Linked DNA regions of Homo sapiens: region 2 is linked to region 1. Evidence: read pairs that join two places in POLR2A ChIA-PET (ENCODE). Cell type or tissue: OCI-LY7. All regions are shown on one strand. Each heading gives the region's core, and the rest is flanking DNA. Links, peaks and the distances in the headings are about the cores only.

Region 1 (10,317 bases), core at 701-8,700:
TGTGGGTCTTTTTTGCCATACTTTTGATGGCAAAAACCACGGTAACTTTTGCACCAGCCTAATACCTCCTGTTACAGGGCATTGAGGGTTCATCGTGGCTTCTGTGGCTCCTGCTGAAGTCAGAGCCTGACTCTTATCACAAGGAAACATCAGGCAAATTTAAAGTGGGCAGTATTGTACAAAGTAACTAGCCTATACCCTTAAAAACCATCAGTGGGCTGGGCACAGTGGCTCACGCCTGTAATCCCAGCACTTGGGGAGACCGAGGCGGGAGGATTGCTTGAGGTCAGGAGTTTGAGACCAGCCTGGCCAACATGGTGAAACTCCATCTCTACTAAAAATACAAAAAATTAGCTGGGCATGGTGGCGGGTACCTATAGTCCTAGCTACTCAGGAGGCTGAGGCCAGAGAATCACTTGAACCCTGGAGGCAGAGGTTGCAATGAGCCAAGATCGCACCACTGTACTCCAGCCTGGGTGACAGAGAGAGACTCTGTCTCAAAAATAAATAAATAAAAACAACCAGTGTCATGGAATACAAAGAAAACAACTGAACTCAATATAACACAAGATCTTGCATCTTGGATTTTTCTTTTTCACAAAGGACATTATTGAGAACATTGATGAGATCTGAATAAGGTCTGTAGATTAGATAATAGGACCATGTTGAGATTAATATCCTGATTTTTATAATTGTACTGTAGGTATATAAAAGAATGTCCTGTTTTTAGGAAATATGCATCATAGTATTTAGGAGTATGGGAGCATCCTGTCAACAGATTACTCTTGAATGGTTCAGAAAAACATGACACATATGTATGTATAAATATGTATACGTATATAAATTATATGTCTCTCACATACAGAGAGACAGAAAAAGGAAAAACAAACAGCAAAATGTGAACATTTGGAGAATCTGAGTGAAATATATTAGGGAATTCATTGTCATATTCATACAACTTCTCTGTAAGTCTGAAAGTATGCCAAGATTTAAAAAAAATAAATTAAAGCAGAAAGGGACTGTTGGTTGCAGCTCTTCCAAGCATTAGCACATCATCAGGGCCCTCCAGCTCCTGAGTTTGACATGCCTTTTTCAACACTGAATCCTCTGTCTGTTCTGTAGGGAATAGATGCTATGTGTCTGGTGCTATTCTTTAGTCCTCTGCATTTATTTTCCCTCCAAAATCTGTTGACAGCACTATGAAGTAGATAGAATTCTAATTCTCATTGACAAGTAAGAAACTAACATTTAGAGAGGCTAACTAACTTCCATAAGATCCCACAGCCAGAAAGTAGCAGAATGAGACTTGAACTGGGGCTTCTCTACCTCCCTCTGCACTTCTGTCCTTTCCACAGCTGGGAATCATATGTCCCTCCCATCACAGCCCCTTGAATGTAAGTCTTTTTTTCTGGGCATTTACAAATCTGAAAGCATCCCTGTTGGTGTTTTCACATGACGTGGATTCACTGAATTGATTTCCACCAAGGCATGTTATCTGCTTTGCTCAGTGTGCTACCATTAAAATCATGTTCCACCTTAGAATTCCTCAAACTATTGGATGCCAGTTAGGGAACTTAGTGCCTTCACGGAGACTCACTGCTTGCCAGCTAAAGAGATTGAAAAGGACCCAAGATAGTAGATTCAAGGTGACTATGTAGACCTTGGATGGTGCCAGAGACATACTTCCCCTGGTTTTCAATGCTTGGGGTGAAGATATAGGAATTCAGCTGTGGGCTTATACCAGTAACATAGATCCTCAGCTGTCGTCAGCAGGAACCAAGTCCCGGTGGCAGCATTGAGGAGGGCACACAAAATGTATTCTGACATAAGAACCTCTTGGGGCCAGGCGCGGTGGCTCACGCCTGTAATCCCAGCACTTTGGGAGGCCAAGGTGGGCGGATCACGAGGTCAGGAGATTGAGACCATCCTGGCTAACACAGTGAAACCCTGTCTCTACTAAAAAATACAAAAAAAAAAATTAGCCAGGCGTGGTGGCGGGCGCCTGTAGTCCCAGCTACTTGGGAGGCTAAGGCAGGAGAATGGCGTGAACCCGGGAGGCGGAGCTTGCAGTGAGCTGAGATCCCACCACTGCACTCCAGCCTGGGCGACAGAGCGAGACTCCATCTCAAAAAAAAAAAAAAAAAAAAAGGAACCTCTTGGAGGAATTTGATCCCAGAGTTGACAGTAATTGGAGAAAACTGATTGTAAGGAAAGAGCTTGGAATTTCAATGAAAGAAAGAAACCAGCAAATACAAAAAGAAAAAGTAGAGGACCTGGTTGATTGGGATAGTTTGAATGGGCCACAGGAAAGAAGAAAGACATCCTTAAATGCAACCTTACAAGTCTCTATTTGTGCCAGAACCCGTCCTCCACTGGTGAACTATAAGAACCCTCCTTCAAAGTAGGTCAATTTAGGGAAAAGCCAAGTGCTGGTGGCATAAAAGAATCAGGACATGCCATCTTGCCCCGAGCAGTGGAATTTAATTCAGAAGAAGAGTAGAAATGGAGGCTGGCTGTGCAACTGCATTAGCTTGCTTTTGCTGGTTATGCTGTGAAATAAATACCCATACAATCTCAGTGGCTTCCACAACAAAAGCTTATTTCTCACTCACATCACATTTGGCTGTGGGTCAGCTGCAGCTTTCCTTCCTCTTGTGGTTTGGGCTCAGATGTGCTTCTGAAGTGTAGGCTGAAGGCATAGCCCAATCTAGAACTGAACATGATGTTCTTGCGGGAAAAGGGGCAGTAGCAAGAGGGATGGTGAAACTCATGATACCTCTTAAAACTTCTTGCTTACAGTGAACATCACATTTAATTGGCCAAAGCCAGACCTCCGCTCTGGAATGTAAAATAATCCTCTCTGGGGAGAGGAGGCAAAGGACTCTAGGCTTTCACCATCTCCAGAAGAGAGAAGACTTTATATTTCTCCAGAAGTCTCTATCTTTAGGATAGCCAATAATCGTCCTTTAACCCATGTGCCTTTGCTCAGAAATCATTAACACCAAAAACACAAAAATATTCATGGAACATTGTTTCATGACACTCATGCTTTTTAATATTCTGATTACTGTGTTTAGTTGTAGAGACCCAGTTTTCAGAGTTGTGGAGATGAGTGCCCCTCTGGCTCATAGTTCTCAGCAGGCACATATTCTCCTTTGACTGACATATAGAGACTGGATCCAAAATCTAACTTCTCTCCTTCTCCCTAGCTGGTTGTTACTATCTCCCAGAACCTCTATTTCTATGTTCAATATCACATCTGGAAACTCTTAATGTTTTCATATATATTCAATGTAGAAACAACAGTTACTAAAAAAAATCACAATTTGGATATTATAATTTTTCTTGCCTCATTAGCCCTCCATATCCTATCACCAACTAACATAATTTATTTAGTCTCCAGGACTTTTTAGATTCTATTATGGTAAAGACAAGAGTTGACCACAGACAGTCGCATATATCCAAGTCAGTGCATGCCTATGGGCTTTAATATATTTATGTTGAAAGATGCTGCTGTTTGCTTTTCAATGTCTTAGACACTCATGTGTCTGTAGAATCTTAAAATATTATCCAGTGGAAAAATATGTAATTGGAAAAGGTGGTGGTGCAGTCCATTTAGCAGGCCGATGATAGATTTTCCTGGATGCCTCTCCTTCCCCCAAATAATAACTTCCATAAAAATAGTTTTATGAAAGCTTCCAAAATGGTGCAAAATAATACTTTTGTGGAAGCTAGAAATAGGGATCGGTATATCTGACTCCACAACTGATTTCCAGGATAAAGGTGCAACTGGACTCTGAAGATCAGCCCAGACCTCTGCCTACCTGCACATTTCACCTGTCCTCAGTAGCTCCAGGCCTGCACCAGTCAGTCTCAAAGCCTCCACTTGCTCCTCTCTTCCTGTGTTTATTGGAGCTCTCCAGTTCCCAAAAATGCAGCAAAGCTGGAAGTAGGTATAGCAACACAATGGGCATAATAGAAGCTGTGATAGCCTCAATAGAAAAAGGCAGATTCAGAGAGAGAGAGGCATGGAAATAGATTGCAGCTTCTGGTACGGGAAAGATAAGATACTTCATATCATCCAGAAATAAGCTTCATCGCAGGTAGCGAGATGAGCAGGTGAGGAGCAGCCAGCTTCTCTCCACAGTCTGCAAGAGCAGCGTGCAATATACGGGTTGCTAAACAAGCAAAAGGTTATCCACAGACTTTACAAATTACATGCAATACCGCCCTGCCAGTGACAGCTCTCTTCTGTCTACAATTCTGCCAAATTCTCACCACCCACACCTCTCCCACCCTGTTCACACCACCGTGTCTGGCCTAGATTCTTGCAAGGTCTCCCAACTTCCTCCCTCCTCATCCTTCCAGTGTGTTCCTAAAGCAGCAGCCAGAGAGCCCCTGCTCGCTGCCAGCCAGATCATGTCGCTTCCCCACTCAGGGCTCACCAGTGACTTCCCACCTTGCAATGTGTGAACACCAGAGTCCTTCCAGTGAACTAGAAGCCTAACACAACCCGGCCCCTTGTGACATCCCCAGCTTTATTTCCTTCTGTCCTCCCCTTTGTTCCCCATGTTCTGGCCACACTGGCCTCTGCAGATGCTCTCCCACCTCAGGCCTTTTTTTTTGCCTGGAATATTCTTCCCTTGGGCAGGAATGGACACTTCCTTTTCTTCCTTCAGGTCTTTATTCAAAACCTCCTTATCTTTGAAGCTTTTCCTGGAGACCCAGGGAAACCTTCATCTCCTACCCACGTCTTAACATTTCATTTCTCATTTGTTATTTCTTGAAGTTGCATGATCTCTAACATGTGCAGTTTACTTATTTATTGTGTTTTTGGTTGCTCTCTTTCCCTCAACACGAGCTCCACAGCCAGGGCCTGTAGGCTGTGTTGCTCACTCACGTATTGCCTGATCCACAGTGCCTGGTATGAAGTTGGCCCACCACAAACATTTGCTGAGTGAATGCATGAATGAAAAGCCCCCTCCACATGAGGCCCTGAAAGGAAATATGTGCACAGCAAATGAAATAAATGCTGAATAAGGTCGCCTTTCATGACTATCTGGGTCCCTGTGCAGGCCTCTCCTCCCTATCTCATTGCCTCACAATAGTGAATCACCAGCAAATCCGGCCAATCCCCTGCCAGACCCGTGGTCCAGACCCAAGTCTTGATGGCACTAGTCCCTTGGAAGCCAGCCAGAGCACACCTGGGGCTGGCCAGGTCAGGAGAGCCTCCCCTGGAACTGGCAGAGCCATATCCAAGGGAGCCCGGAGCTCTGTCCCTGGGGACCCTGCAGGAAGAAGTGGAGTTCCCCGGCCCCCACACCCATCACCTTACTTGGGGTGAAATCCACAGAGAGTACCCCCTGCTCTGAGGAGTGGCCACAGCAGGAGGAGGTTTGGCCCTCCTTGATGGGGGACCTCTGTCCTCCCAGCCTGCACTTCAGACCAGGAAAAGTGTTTAAAGATAATACTTGGGAACAAATACTAGACTGATAAAAGACAACAGAAGGGAATAAGGGACTATTATTCTTTAAAACTGCGGAATAAGAGAGGCATCCTTGGCCCAAGCCTATGATAATTTCAGAAAACATTTTGAACTCAAGAAAAAGAAAACATGGACTACCAAGCAGCCAGGACTTTGTGTGAGCTACATGAGGAAATCTATGAAGATTCATTTTAAAAATGAAAACAGGAATTTAATCCATACAGAGACATGGTGCTCCTGGATGGGATAACTTAATGTGCAAAACTTTCCCATAGTCATTTGTTAGTTTAATTTAATCCCACTAACAAGATACGTGAATCTTTATGTTCTGGAGGATGGCCAGTGGGTCTCAGTATTGGGCTCTACTGGCATCTTGGTGGGGAGTCCTGAGTGTGGGCATGGGTGTGGGTGGCATTCTCCTACACACCCAGCACACTCCCCTGGGCCCACAGTAACCAGCTCTCTGGATTCTAGATGGATAAAAATGCAAGCACAGCTAAGAGAACTTATTTCAAAAATTAATGAAGTGCCGGGCACGGTGGTTCACACCAGTAATCCCAGCACTTTGGGATGCCAAGAGGGGAGGATCACTTGAGCCCAGGAGTTTGAGAACAGCCTGGGCGACATAGTGAGACTCCGTTTCTTTTATAGAAATGAGAAATTAAAATTAATGAAGGAGGTACCTGTGCTACCCAATGTGATATATATAATAAATATACAGTAAATATGTTTATATGCACTAGTCCGTGTATATACACACATGCAAACACTAAAACTTCATGTGTGGGCATATGAATGGAAAGAGCAATAGGAGTAAAGTCCTGAAATAGACACAAGTTAATAAGAAATTTCAGATATTATGATATATTAAGTGATTACTTAATCTATATCATTATTTAAGTAATTACTAAAATTATTAAGTGATTTGGGAAACCATTCATGGGGGGGAAAAGCTCAAATGAAATAGTGTGAATTCAAAGTGTCTGACACAGGTGTCAGTCAATTTAGAAAGTTTCTTTTGGCAAGGTTAAGGCTGCACTCCTGACGGTGTCAGGTCCTGAGGCCCAAGGTGGTTGGGGTACAGCTTTCTTTTGTACATTTTAGGGAGACATGAGACGTCAATCAATATGTATAAGATGTACATTGGTTTGGTCCCAAAAGGTGGGAAAACTTGAAGCAGGAACTTCCAGGTCATAGGTAGATAAGAGACAGAAGATTGCATTCTTTTGAGTCCTTGATCAGCCTTTCGCTGAATACTCAATGTAGTCTGGCTCGGTGAATCTGCATTTTTACATAAACAGTAGGGCAGAGGAAGCAATCAAATATGCATTTGTCTCAGGTGAGCTGTGAAGATTAGCTATCAGTTTACATTGCCAGGGTGAAATTCAACAGAACTGTTTTAGGGTAAAGATCATGAGGCCCACAACAAATTTCCTTGTGGGCACATTATGAGGGAGTTGTGTAGCTTTTTAAAAATCTTTGTAGCTGCCTTATTTAGGAATAAAATGGGAAGCAGGTTTGCCTGCCATAGTTGCCACCTTGAGTTTTCCCTTGGCTTAGTGATTTGGGGGTCCCGAGATTTATTTTCCTTTCACAATAGTAAATGAAACCAAAAAAAAACTAACTATACCCAATGATTAATTTCAGAAAGAAGAGACTATAAAGGTAAAGTGAAAACTAGGGAGGAGAAGGAGGGAGGGAGGGAGGAAGCAGGGATGGGAGGGAGGGAAGAAAGAAAAAAAGAAGGAAGGAAGGAAGGAAGTAGGTAGGTAGGTAGGTAGGTAGGTAGGTAGGTAGGTAGGTAGGTAGGTAAAGTGTGACTGTTTGCCTAATGGAAGCTGGGGCTTCAGAGGTTCTGGGGAAAAGGGACATTGCTGCCAGTGTCTTAAAGGTATTTCTGACCAAAATAAAATGTAAATCACTGGAGAAGACCTGCCTGGAGCCCTCCTCGGCTCTTAAATGGAATGCTGTAACATCTTGTTGTGTGTTCAGCTCATCTGTTCGGTGTGTCTCCCCTCCTGAAGGGCAGGGACCACACTAATCTTTGCAGAGTGGACCACTGAGCATTGGCACTCTGGAGCCAGGTGCCTGGCTCTGAATCTGCTTTTCTGCTCCTTACTACTTGCATGACATTGGGCATATTACAGTGACTCTCCATGCCTCAGTTTCCTCCTCTGTAAAGTGTAGACAGTTATAGGAACTGCCTCGCTAGATTATTGTGAGGATCAAATGGGTTAATATGTGTAAAGCAAGATGAGCATTTACCATTGTATCTGCAGCTCCCAAAACAATGCCAGCTATGTGGGAGACAGTCAATGCATGTTGGGTGACTCTGAGCCTGCTTTGCTAGATAATACCTCTCCAACTCCCTAAGAACACAAGCAAACCACCCCTCAAGGATAACTGGTGACAGATTTTGAAAATAGAGGCAGAAATGCAATTCACCAGTCTTTCCCCCCCGCCGCCCCCACTTGGAGCCTGCAAAAGCGCTGAGTAGGACTTAGTCTGCTTGCATATCCATGACAGGAAAGTTAAATGAGATACTGAAGCCGATGGGAGAGGGCCCTTGGTTGCTCAGGGCAGAGTGAAGCCTGTATCCTTTGCATAATTCTGCCCCATCATATTGCTTTTTGTAAAAGGAAAATGTTTTGATAGTCTGTCACTGAAATCTGTTTTTAATGAAAACACCCTAGGATTAGCTATTATTCTTAGAAGACAGCTCTGTTGTGGAGTTATTCAAGGATGGAGTTCTATTACGTGTGTTTGCCCACCACAGATGTGCCTCAGATGAAACATGAAGGTTAGGGAAGAAAGCAAACAGCTCTGGGCTGAGCAGCAATAAAGCGCTGCATTGGGAGGGATGGCACTGGTGGGGAGGGGTCCCAGCTCATGGCCATGATGCTGGCACCAGAGTGGGTGCTGTCCAGAAGCTGTCCCCATCCCTGTTCTTACCACCTTGGCTCCAGGACCCAGCTTGACTTCTCATGTGACTTTTCCCTCTGGTGCTCAGAAATTGGAGTCTGAGGAGTAAGGCCTGGGGAGGAGGTGGCCACACCCACAGGTGGTCATATTTATGTTGCCTGGTATGGAGTTAGAACTGTTCCTCTAGGGACAAACTGGATCTTTGGACCAGTCTATCTACAAACAAGGATGGCTCCCTCAGCTTGGGAAGAAAGTGTCAAATGGGAAGTTAGGGAACGTGGAAGTTTAAAGTGAAGCCATCTTTATGTTCTCCCTGTGTGTCATTGTTTCGCCGTATGGATATGCTAGAGAAGTGAAAAAATGTATGAATGAATGAAAATGAAAAATATATGAGTAAAATAAATATCTTTAAAAAGGAATAGCCCACTGGCTATACCACTAAGTTCATGCTCTTCAAGTAAAGCCTGGACTATTTGTCAAAGCCTTTTTTTTCCCTCTAATGTAAGAGGGTTTTTCTGTCATAGAGGAGGGGCCTGGGAATTTGGAAGGCATTGTAAGTCATTGCTGACAGGAAATGATGCTATTAGGTATTGGATCATAAAGAGACCTCCTCCCAGGAAAATGAATTCAGTGACAATAACACCATAATGTTATATAACAGTAAATTTTATATCTCCTGAAAATTGATGTTGGATCAAAACAAGGGACTGAAAGACAATAGATTGGGACAAAACAAAATCAGTCAGACCCCAACTCATGCTGATGGAATCAAGGTCACAAAGTTTAAAACAGAACTTCCAACGTGAGACCAGACGGCCACGTTTTTGGCCTGCTATCCAGTCTGGCTGATGGCTGATGAATATTTGCTGTGACATCAGCCAAAAGGGAGACGATCTAGTGAAACTCTTCATCCCACCTCTTGGGCTCTTGCAACAAAGAATAGTTTTGTTAAATTAGCAAATGTAATTTTCTGGTCTCTAAGAAGAAGCAAGTTTTAAAAATCCCCTTCAAAATATGTGCAACTGAGCTTACTTTGTCTTTGCAAGGGTGTCTAGTGTGACATTTCAGGAATTAACCACATATATGGGAATGCACACACAGGCTTTCCCTTCCTTCATGTACCGGGTTGGTTGGTCTGTCGGCAAATAGTTATTAGATGGCGCACACTGTGCTAGGGTCTTTGCCCTAGAGGGCAAAGATAGAAGAGGCGGGCCGTAAATTTCCTTGAGGGGTTTGGGGTCACTGAAATAGGAATTGTATGTCTTTAAATATCTCTACAGCTTGGCACCTCCTGCTGGAACTCAACAAATCCTAAATGCCAATTGTCCATACTTAGGACAACTTAAAATAATTGACAGTCACAATGATAGTCTTTTGTGAGGGGCACTTGCCCCAGCTGACCAGATTTCTGGGGATGTCAGATACACCCACTTAAAATAAGTGTAAATTATTTTTAAATATCACAAGCCCCCTTTGAGGACCAGCCACTCCAGGGCTTCTTAGCTGTGATGCGCTCTTACAGCCCCAGACCTGTAGGGACATGTCCCTCCCAGAAGGCGGCACACTGGCTGGGCCTCTCTCAAACCACCCCATAAAAAAGAGAACCTTACCCGAACCAGGACTTCTGGCTTTCTTCTAGGGTGGGGTTCTGAGTGACCTTTCATCATATTGTTTGTCGTCCGTATGGCTTGGCTTTTCAAAAGCAAATGTACTTTGTTTCTATAATTAGGAAAAAAAGTTTTTTTTAAATGTCATCTTTTGCCAGGCACGGTGGCTCACGCCTGTAATCCCAGCACTTTGGGAGGCCGAGGCGGGAGAATCACGAGGTCAGGAGATCGAGACCATCCTGGCTGACACGGTGAAACCCCATCTCTACTAAAAATACAAAAAGCCAGGCATGGTGGTGGGCG
Region 2 (10,317 bases), core at 1,250-9,249, 99 kb before region 1:
AGTACTCAACAGTAAAACAATATGGCATATCATTAATATAGTGATAAACAATGTGTTCCAGGTAACTAAGCAACACAGTAGCATCACCAGAATACCTGTATCAGCTGTTAGACAATGACAACAAACATCAGCAGGCTGGATCAATTGTGTGTGGTGCACATGAATTTTGACTGTGACCTGGCACATGAGGTCCATTGTGGAATTTTCCACTTGTGGCATTATGTCGGCATTTAAAACATTTCAAACGTTGTAGTATTTCAGATTTCAGATTTTTGGATTAGAAATGCTCAACCTGTATTAATAACTGGGTATACAATAATCTACTTAGTACTTTGTGTATATGTATGTATCTATTATGCATTGATTCTTTAGTGTGGCACTTTACTGTATGTTTTATGTATAAAATTTTATTTGGCTGAGCATGGTGGCTCAGACCTGTAATCCTAACACTTTGGGAGGCCAAGGCGGGTGAATCACTGGAGGTCAGGAGTTCAAGACCAGCCTGGCCAATATGGTGAAACCCCATCTGTACTAAAAATACAAAAATTAGATGGGCGTGGTGGCACACGCGTGTAATCCCAGCTACTTGGGAGGCTGAGGCAGGAGAATTGCTTGAACCCAGGAGCAGAGGTTGCGGTGAGCCGAGATCTTGCCACTGCACTCCAGCCTGGGCAACAGAGTGAGACTCTATCTCAAAAAAAAATTTTTTTTGTATTTAATCCTTCCAAGTTTGTGTGAAAAGTATTATTAACTTCAGTCTACAGATGGGAGTACTGAGACCTGAAGTGTTTCTATGGCTTGACCAGCTCACACTGCTGGGCTTTCCAATGACCAACCCTGCATTTTCAGCCTTTCACTTATTACTGGGCACTGAAGTTAAATGTACCTTTGTTTTGTTTTTTGAGAGGAGTGGATGTTAGAAACATTGAATTGATTAATACAGTGTATACAAATCATTGACTGCATTTTTTTGGTATTTCCATAGAAATGATTCTCAAAAGCAGAACTGATGAATCAAAAGGTACACTGGGGTTTCCTCAAACATACTGAAGAATGTGGCTTTTCAGGAAAGTTGTAACAACATATATTGTATTCCAACCCTCTATGAAGGTGCCAGACTCCAACTTGTCAGTGCTCAGCGCTATGATTTAAACCCTTTTAGTTTTGCTCTTTTGCCAAAGGAAGAGGGATACTGGAGGTGGGCTCTTTGCAGGTAGGTGCAGCCAGGTGACTCCTGAGAGTGGCATCTGGGAAAGATGTTGTTTTCCTGATCAGGAGGGACATTTTCAGTTGGCACAAGTGTTCACCCTTTGTCCTTCTGTCTCCTCCTGCTGTCTTATGACCGAGGATTGAAAGCTGCATGCTGAGGACTCCACATGGAGGGAAAGGTGGCCTGGGGGCCTGGGTTACAAGGGCATCGAGTGGGGAAAATACCCAGTTTAGTGAAACCTCTGTTGTTAGGTTCAGATGCAAAGGCAAATGCAATCCTATCCACTCTATTTTCTCTGACTCTTAGTGAAAGGATCATGTTTGTATCTCATTTTCTGCAAATTCTCTGTACTGGGACTTTGCATCTCCACACAGCCCCTCACAGCGCCCCCCCGCCCCAAGTAAGGTTTTGGTGTTTCTCTTGCCAATTTGAATTAAGTCTATATATTATAGATGTTAACTATCATTTTTGATGCAGTTTAAGATGTGTCTTTTAATTTTATTTGTGATGACCTATTGGTTAAAATAATGATCTTCAGATGTCTCCATCAAAAAGTACAATTTGTCTTCACACTTACTAATAGGGACAAATTCCTATTCCCCAATAACCTTGCACTTAATTGTCGTATCATCGAATGGATCGCCCCTAAATCTACATTGGGGGTTGCAAAATGGTAACTTTACAATCATATGATTCCCTTCACATTCATTAGTGGTCATTCTTCTGTGAACAAGAGTTTCCTTCTCTCTCTCTCTTTCTCTCTTTCTCTCTCTCCCTTCCTCCACCCCTCCCTTTAGGGGAAGAGAGTCACTGGGTTCTTAAGGATTTTTACTTACTCAGTGTGATACAATCAGTATTCTTCATGGTGCTCAAATTAACCCAATTTTGCCCAGTGAGTGCCTTTTATGTTATCTCTAACACAAGAAATTGAGTGCTTACACTTTTCTTTAATTCTTGACCCTTCTTTCTTCCTTCCTTCCACTCTCCTGGTCTCTTCCCCTTCCTCTGTTCCTTCCTTCCTTCCTCCCTTCTTTTCTTCTTCAGTTGGAGGTGGGAGGTGCTTATAACATTGGCTAAAATTAGAACGATAATAAATAATGTGGTGAAAGAAGAGTTCTATTTAGTTCTTGTCTTTAATTAAGCTGGATTTAGTTTTTCATTATTAAATAATAAGGGCTATTTGTTTCAGTTTTTTAATAAGAAAGAAGGATGATTCTATTTCTAGTTTTGTTGGTGTTTTAATCATGTCTAAACATTGAATTTGGGGGAATTTACTGAAGTTAACTAGTGCGTTTTTTCCTTTGACCTAATGAAATGATCAATTACATTAATAAGTTTCCTAGAATTAAACTATCTTTACAGCCTTCAAATACACCCAACCTGAGCACTATTATTTTTTCAATTCTGTGATGACTCAATGTGTTTAGTTTTATATATATATGATATACTTACATATGAAATATATACACATTTATATATAAATGAATAAATAAGATTAGTTTGCATTTTTATTATACTATGTATTTAACATTTATAAAATGAATTGGTAAACTTTTTAAATTCTCCTGGGAAATGAATATCATGTGATTATTATTCCCTGGAAAATCTCCTTGGGCTTTATGCCTTTTTCCGTATCAATCTGATAAATTAATTCATTAATCTTATGGTTATTGGTCTCTTTAGTTTTTATTTCTAGTTGAGACAAATAAATTATCTTTTCCTAGAAAACTGTCTATTTTTCTAAATTCAAGTTTTTGACCATTTTTCTTTTATAGTTTCCTGTTTATTAGTAGCTTTAATTCCTTTTGTTGTTGTTTTTACATTTTATATTTCTCTCTTTCTTTCTCTGTTCCTTCCTTACTCTGTCCCTTACTCTCTCCCTCTCTTCCTCCCTCTCTTTTTCAACTAAGATTAGTTGTAAATGTGTCTATTTTATTGTTTTTTTAACTCAAGAACTAATGCTGATATTCATTTCCTTTATTTTGTACTTTCTTATATCTATTGTTTTCAAATATATGTATATTTTTAATAATACAGTTTTCATGAGTGTCTTTTACTTTTCTTTTTATGCTGTTTTGGATGAAAACTTTATTTGTTGATTCCCATCTTGGCATGTCAATAATTTTAAGTCATTCTTTTCTGCTAAGTCTAGATTTAGCTTAAGAATTCTTCTCAACAGAGAGCTGTACATTGTCACATGTAGGCTAGGATATATAGCTGTGTCCATCTTCGGAAAATATAATTAGTCACAAGCCCTCTCTAACTTGTTCAAACTTACCTAAATTATGTTTTTTTATAGCCCAAGTGTTTCATTCTTAAATTTTAAGAATAAATTTGTGGCCGGGCATGGTGGCTCAAGCCTGTAATCCCAGCACTTTGGGAGTGGGCGGGTCACCTGAGGTCAGGAGTTCCAGACCAGCCTGGCCAACATGATGAAACCCTGTCTCTACTAAAAATGCAAAAAGTAGCCGGGCGTGGTGGTGCATGCCTGTAATCCCAGCTACTTGGGAGGCTGAAGCAGAAGAACCGCTTGAACCCGGGAGGCAGAGGTTGCAGTGAGCCGAGATTGCACCATTGCACTCCAGTGTGGGTAAGAGAGTGAGACTCTGTCTCAAAAAAAAAAAAAAAAAAAAAAGAATAAATGTGTTTTAAAATATGAATGGAATGAACTTCCCACCTATAGATTTTTGGGAAAGTCTATGTTTAAGTGTTTTTATGTTTAAATTTAAATTTAATTTTTTTAAAGACAGGGTCTTGCTCTGTCCCCAAGGCTGGAATGCAGTGGTGCAATCATAGCATACTGCAGCTTTGAACTCCTGGGCTCAAGCAATCCTCCTGCCTCAGCCTCCTAAGTAGTTGGGACTACAGGCATGCACCACCATGCTGGGCTTCTGCAGGTTTTTAAGTGGCATATTTTCCTCAATCTTTCAATATTTGGGGGATTTTTTTTTCTTACTTTAATAAATAATGTTTTGTCTGCGACTATCATTTTTGTGTTGTGACTTTTTCCCCAAGACTCTTGACATATTATTCTACCTTTGGTGATCATGGAGAAGTCTGAGGGCAGCCTAAATTTAAATTCTTTGTAGATAATCTGGATTGTTTTTCTACTTGGGTACATTTAAGAGTTTTAAAAAATGTATCAGAGCATTTTGCTAAAATGTCTAGGTATATAGGTTTTTGCTCTCGTTGACTTTACCTGAAACATGAATTCTGATTTGCCTACTCTGTGAAGGAAAATCTTTACTTATTATATTTTTGTGTATTGATTCTTCCCCCTGTGGTACTGTATTTATCTCGGGGATGTTGTTATAGGCTGTTATCTATCTACCAATATCTTCCCTCTCTTTTTTCACTTACTAACAGGGCCACGACTTAATTTGGGAATGGTCTCTTCTTAACAGCTTTATCTCCCAGTCTTCCTTACAGGGAGGGGGTAGTCATATGACATATTTGAATCTAATGAGATAAATTTGGAAGCTGCCAGGTGGAGCTCCTGAGAATGCTCTTTAAGGGGAGATGACTCATCTGACATGCCTCATTCACCTCTTACTCTTCCTCTGTTAGATCTGGAATGTTATTGTAATGGCTAGAGTGCCAGCAGCCACCTTGGAAGCTGGGGAGGAGGGCCACACACTAAATTTGATGGAGCTAGGGCTAAAAAAAACAGTCTGGGGTTCTTAGAATATCATGTAGCTGCCCTCCCACCCCAGATCTGTCCATCTCTGGACTTCTTGCCACATAAGAGAAAATAAATATTTCTCTTGACTAAGGAAATGCTCATGGCTTGTTTGGTCAATGTCTGAACAAAATAACTTCTCTGATAAGCCAATAAAGGTAAATTATCCATCTACACCTATCATCTTTTCATGCATAGCTTTTTCCTTTGACCCATTCTTTCATATTCTTAAAGAGGTTTTTATTCCTTTTTGATACCTCTGATTTGAATTTTCACTCTAAAGCAGACTTTGTTTCTATTACTTTTAATTTTCATGCTGGAAAGATATAGCTCTAATCCCCTATTTGAGTTATATCTTTTTTCATTTCAACTTGCATTTCATTTCGTTTGATTTCTGAATTTAAGTTTTTTCTAAAATCAAGATTAAGTTATTTTTCACATCATTTCTCACCTGATTTCACAAGGCCTTTTATGCTTTTATGACATTTTTTTCAGGATGCAAAATAGATACCATTTACACTTTTTTTTTTTTTTACTATTTGCTGATAGCTCCTTTTCAAACTGTGATTTTCCCCAAATTCTTAGAATTGCACTCCCTATCTGTATTCAACTTTTTTTTTTCTCAGTTTATTCACCTTTGGACAGTAAAACAATCCAGGCTGATGTTTACTAAATTATTAGAAGAACCTCGTCCTGTCTCTATGTGGGTTCTGCCTGAATCAGAGGCGCCTGATACTACTATAGACAGGATGAGGGCTCTAGACCTTGCCAAATTTTAATGCTTAGTTGGCACTTATCTATTGAGGCATATCTCCTAGGGCTTATTTTGAATGAGTAGCTTCCCAAAGCTGTTATATGTGTTTCTCTCATGACTGGAACAAGGGTTGTTTCCTGGGTAATAATATAAGAGGATGCACTTGCAGAGCTCTTTAGCTCTTCATTCCCAAAGGGGGCCAATTCCAGCCCCAGGGCTGAGAGCACACTCCTTCCTCAGCTGGGCTGAAATTACAGGGAGGTTCTCTCATCTCCCAGAAGTTGTAGAAAGAGACTGCTTAGGAAGGAGAGCTGGCAAAAACGGGTCACTTCTGGAAGCACTCCTTCCACAATGGAGGAATGACAACCCATTTTCTGGCAGTGTATGGCTGTGGCCTCAGCCTCATATCTGAAATAGGGTGGTAGGCTACAGGTGGAAGATTTCCAGCCCGTTTTCATCTAAATTACCCTCTCAAACAGATCACAGTTTTGCAATCCAACCCATCCAAACTGCAGATAAGAGAACTTTTTCCCAGGGAGCTGCAAAACATTGGTCAGCATTAGCAATTCCCAGTGCTGTGCCTTGGGGAGCATTATAGTCAATGCACGTCCACTCTCACTTGTTCTGGTGGTGGCCGACTCTAGCCCAGGATGTTCCCAACCTAAGACTGATCCCACTGTTTTCAAGGCATTTCAGCTGAGAAACCCTTTATTATCTCAAGTTTAATATGCCCAAAGCCAACAGTATGACTTTTCCTGGTAATGACATTTTAATTCTTCTTGCCCTTAAATCTTGTAGTTAAGCAACTAGACCCACCATCCAGGTCAACCTGTTAGAGTTAAGCAGTGAGACACAGATGTATCACCCAAATACCCTTGAGGTTATCCAGAATTCCACTTTCCCTCCTTTCCATTCTCACTGCTGTCACAAGTGTGTGGGGTGGGTTCAATCGCTTCATGTCTGAATCACCGAAGGAGCACTCCTGCTCATCTCTTCTGCATCTCCTCTCCCCTCCCTCCCAGCAGGCATGTCAATCCCAGGGTGATGCTTTCAGCAGAGCCTCAGTCATGCTACCCTTAGCTGAGGAGCTGCTGTCTCTTCCCTGTGATCTGCAGCTCAGGTTCCAAGACCATGATTAAATGGTCTAGACCCTCCAGAGATGTGGCCCACATTCATCATTCATCCAGTATTCCTTCCTGCCTCTCTCTAAAATGGATACTCATCAGTAGATTCCGCACATTCCATTCTATATTTATCCTCAGCTCTTGGAACTTGTAAATAATATCTTTTCTGCCTGGAATGCTTTCTGCCTTCTTTTATTTATTTATTTATTTATTTATTTATTTATTTATTTGAGACAGGGTCTTGCTCTGTCATCCAGGCTGGAGTGCAGTGGTACAATCACGGCTCACTGCAACCCACACCTCCTGGGCTCAGGTGATCCTCCCACCTCAGCCTCCCGAGTAGCTAGAACTACAGGCATGTGCCACCACGCCCAGCTAATTTTTGTATTTTTAGTAGAGATAGGGTTTCACCATGTTGCTCAGGCTGGTCTCGAACTCCTGAGCTCAAGTGATCTGCCTGCTTTGGCCTCCCAAAATGTTGGGATTACAGGCATGAGCCACCGTGCCCAGCCACTTTCTGCTTTCTTTATCACCTGTTTAGATCTTACTCCCTCCCAAAGATGCAGCTCAAATCCAGATGTCATATTATTCTGACCAACACTTTTTTTTTTTTTTAAGATTCCGGCCATTATATACTGAATAAGAGACATGCACATTTGGAAATGATTTCAGTGGCTTTGTTTGTAAATTCTTTTGCATCTCTCTCATTTATGTGTGTGATTCCTCAAAAGAATGTTCAATAAATAGATGCTATAAAAGTCAGAATAATAACCCTCGAATTTTTTTCTCTAGCTGTAAAAGTCAGAATAATAACCCTCCAACTGGGAGAGGTAATGAAAGAAGATGTTTTCTCAGTGATTGGAATTGCTGCTGCCCGGACTGGCATAAGCCAGTTGTTCAGGAACTATTGGATGCTGGTGAAGATATCATTTCAACTTACATTTTCTCGGCTTATGTAGTCAATGGTTTAATCTATGCTGATGATTAAATATCTCTTTATTAAAAACATGAGTTTTTTGTTTTGTTTTTATGTCTGTTTTTCCATTTTAGTTCCTAAAGCACAGATTGCTCCAGCACTGCCAGTAAATTAATTAGGAACCACCGGGTGGTTTTCTTCTGGGAGTAGGAGTTGAGGGTCGCTTTGGGGGAGTTCATTGTCGTGTCCTTTCTTCCACATTTCTGAAGTGTTGTTATAAAAACGCCTTGCTTTTCTGTCTGGATATGTACTTGTCTGCACAGTCTATTTACCACCCCTATAGAATCATCATCTTCTCAAACTATGTCTACAACGTTTGCTTTTACATAAGTTGGACAATTAGGCTAGTGTTCTGTGCCTTAGTAAAAACCCTCTCTCTCTTTTAGACCAAGTGACCTAAAACCTCAAGCAACAGTTTTAGGACGGAGTATTCCAAAGCGCTTTCCATAAAACTGTTTTAGGATGAAAATAGAGCTTATTCCAGGGTAGGGGCAGGGGGAAGGGTGGGTGAGAGATTTTAAATGTCAGATAAAGAGGCCTGAACAAAGAGAAACAGATTTCTTTGCTTCTTTACTGCAGGACTTCTCAAGGCCTTTGGCAGGCTGCTGTGCATGGTAAAGCTCCACCAGGGCCAGGTTTCCATGTGCAGCTGTGCAGACAGACTGGTTTTTTTGTTTGTTTGTTTGTTTGTTTTAATAACATTTAGTATTTTAGCATTGTTTTAACAAGGCGTTTTCACATCCTTCGTGCCATTTTAATTGGTGTTCTTTTTGTTTCCATCTCCATTTTATTATGATATCTTCTTTATTCTTAATGAGCAGCTCTGATGTGAATGGTGCCTCTAGGAGGGAAATACTGACCTGACCCTAGGGGGGCTGCCACAGCATCCCCAGAAGCATTTGGCATGAAACTCTTGTTCTTCAAAGAATATCTTTCAGGCCTAGTGTTTAATGGGGAGCACCATGGCAAACCTCAGCCTGGGCTGTTGCAAATCCTGTAATCAGAGTAAAATGGAAGTTTTGCCATACAGCTTGTCTGGCCACTAAAATGCTACTGGCTTGGCTCAGAAATGTTCAAAAGACCCCCTGCATAGAGGATGAGTCAAAGACGCAACATGCAACTATTCCTTTGTGCTGCCAGGAAGACCGTGCTGTGAATCCATTTCCTACTTAGAGACTCCTGTTTTCCTATTTAATTAATGTCATATTTTCTCTTCTATAACATTTAGTATTTTAGCATTGTTTTAACAAGGCGTTTTCACATGATTCGTGCCATTTTAATTGGTGTTCTTTTTGTTTCCACCTCCATTTTATTATAATACCTTCTTAATTTTTCTGCTTTTTAGTTTTCCCTTATTTCTTTTCATTCAAAAATTTAACACAATTTTATATTGTTCCCGGCTTCTAATCTTTTAATTTACTTTCTTAATCCAAGTTTGGTTTCGTTTCTCTTAATTGCTTTATTTCATTATTCATTTTGAGGCTTTCATCTTTGGAAAAAGGGCAAATTTGGGGATCAGATTATGTGGTTTTGACTACCTTCCCAACCATTACTGTCTGGGTGTCTTAGGTGAATTGTTTAACCATTCTCAAAGCTTCAGTTTTCTGTTCTGTGAAATGGACTTGGTGATAAGTTGTTGTAAGTATTAAATGAGAAAATGCATCCAAAGTTCTTAGCCCAGTGCCTAGCTAGATAAGAAATGTCTAATAAAGGTTATTTGCAATGTGAATATTATTACATTTTAAGTTGTTTTGTCATCTTTTTATTGTTAAATTTATACTTATTTAATATTTTTGATTATTTGTTTCATATTTTTTCCCCATTCACCTTGAAACTTTGGAATTTTGGATTCTGACATCCTTTTTTGGCTCTGTTTCATCTATATTTCTCCTCATTAAATTTTTTCCATTTCTTCTGAATTTGATTATTTTTATGCTGACATCTTTATACAGTACATGAAGCAGGGATGAAGGGATTGCTGAAGTTAGTGGACTCACAGGACTAGCAGGGAGGTCCCAGGCCATAGAGGTGCTTCTTGACTGATGAGCGACTGTGCCCCCTCGTAAGTCTCCTGTCTCTTTTCTTGTCAGTTCTCCAAAAAAATCCTACTGTGAGCTATTTCCCATTGGTTAAGGGTATATCTAAGTGCTGAAGTAATGCTGTTCCGTCACACTCATTAACCGTGAAGAACCACACATCGAATCCATCGTTTCTGGCCTTCGTGGTCCCTCATTTATCTTCTTTTGTTACTTTTTGAAGGTAGTTTCTAAATGGCGTCCCAAAAGATCCTCTAGTCTTAAATTACGTGATTCAATGATTCAATATATCGTGCTCAGTATTCTCCCACGAGATTAGGAGAACCCAAAGTAATGCAAATGCTCCCTTTTTGCGGTATCAGCTCGGCTGCTGTAAGTGATGACACAGACTGGGCATCTTCAGCAGAAATTTATTTTCTCTCAGTTCTGGAGGCTGGAAGTCTGAGGTCAAGGTTCCCACTGAGTCCGTTCCTGGTGAGGGCTTGCTTTCTGGCTTCCCGGTGGCCACCACCTCACTCTGCTCACGTGGCCTTCTCCA

What was found. Peaks named below come from ENCODE experiments on the same cell type or tissue, not always from the same donor. Only the 100,000 strongest peaks of a DNase experiment are listed, where the experiment ranks them.
Region 2: POLR2A ChIA-PET joins it to region 1 with 5 read pairs; 2 of 35 experiments call an interaction of 5 or more read pairs at or near these places.

What each region holds. Positions count from the first base shown.
Region 1 is chr7:43,229,895-43,240,211 of GRCh38, forward strand. The region is part of intron 2 of HECW1 (HECT, C2 and WW domain containing E3 ubiquitin protein ligase 1); the gene reads left to right. Among named protein-coding and RNA genes, the nearest start is that of MIR3943, 84 kb to the left of the region's middle. In OCI-LY7, for the core only: no CTCF peak of the experiment used is centred there; no DNase peak of the experiment used is centred there.
Region 2 is chr7:43,130,571-43,140,887 of GRCh38, forward strand. The region is part of intron 2 of HECW1 (HECT, C2 and WW domain containing E3 ubiquitin protein ligase 1); the gene reads left to right. The region is part of intron 3 of HECW1-IT1 (HECW1 intronic transcript 1); the gene reads left to right. Among named protein-coding and RNA genes, the nearest start is that of MIR3943, 15 kb to the right of the region's middle. RefSeq lists an enhancer at 7,975-8,571. In OCI-LY7, for the core only: a CTCF peak has its summit at 1,591; a DNase peak (open chromatin) is centred at 5,661.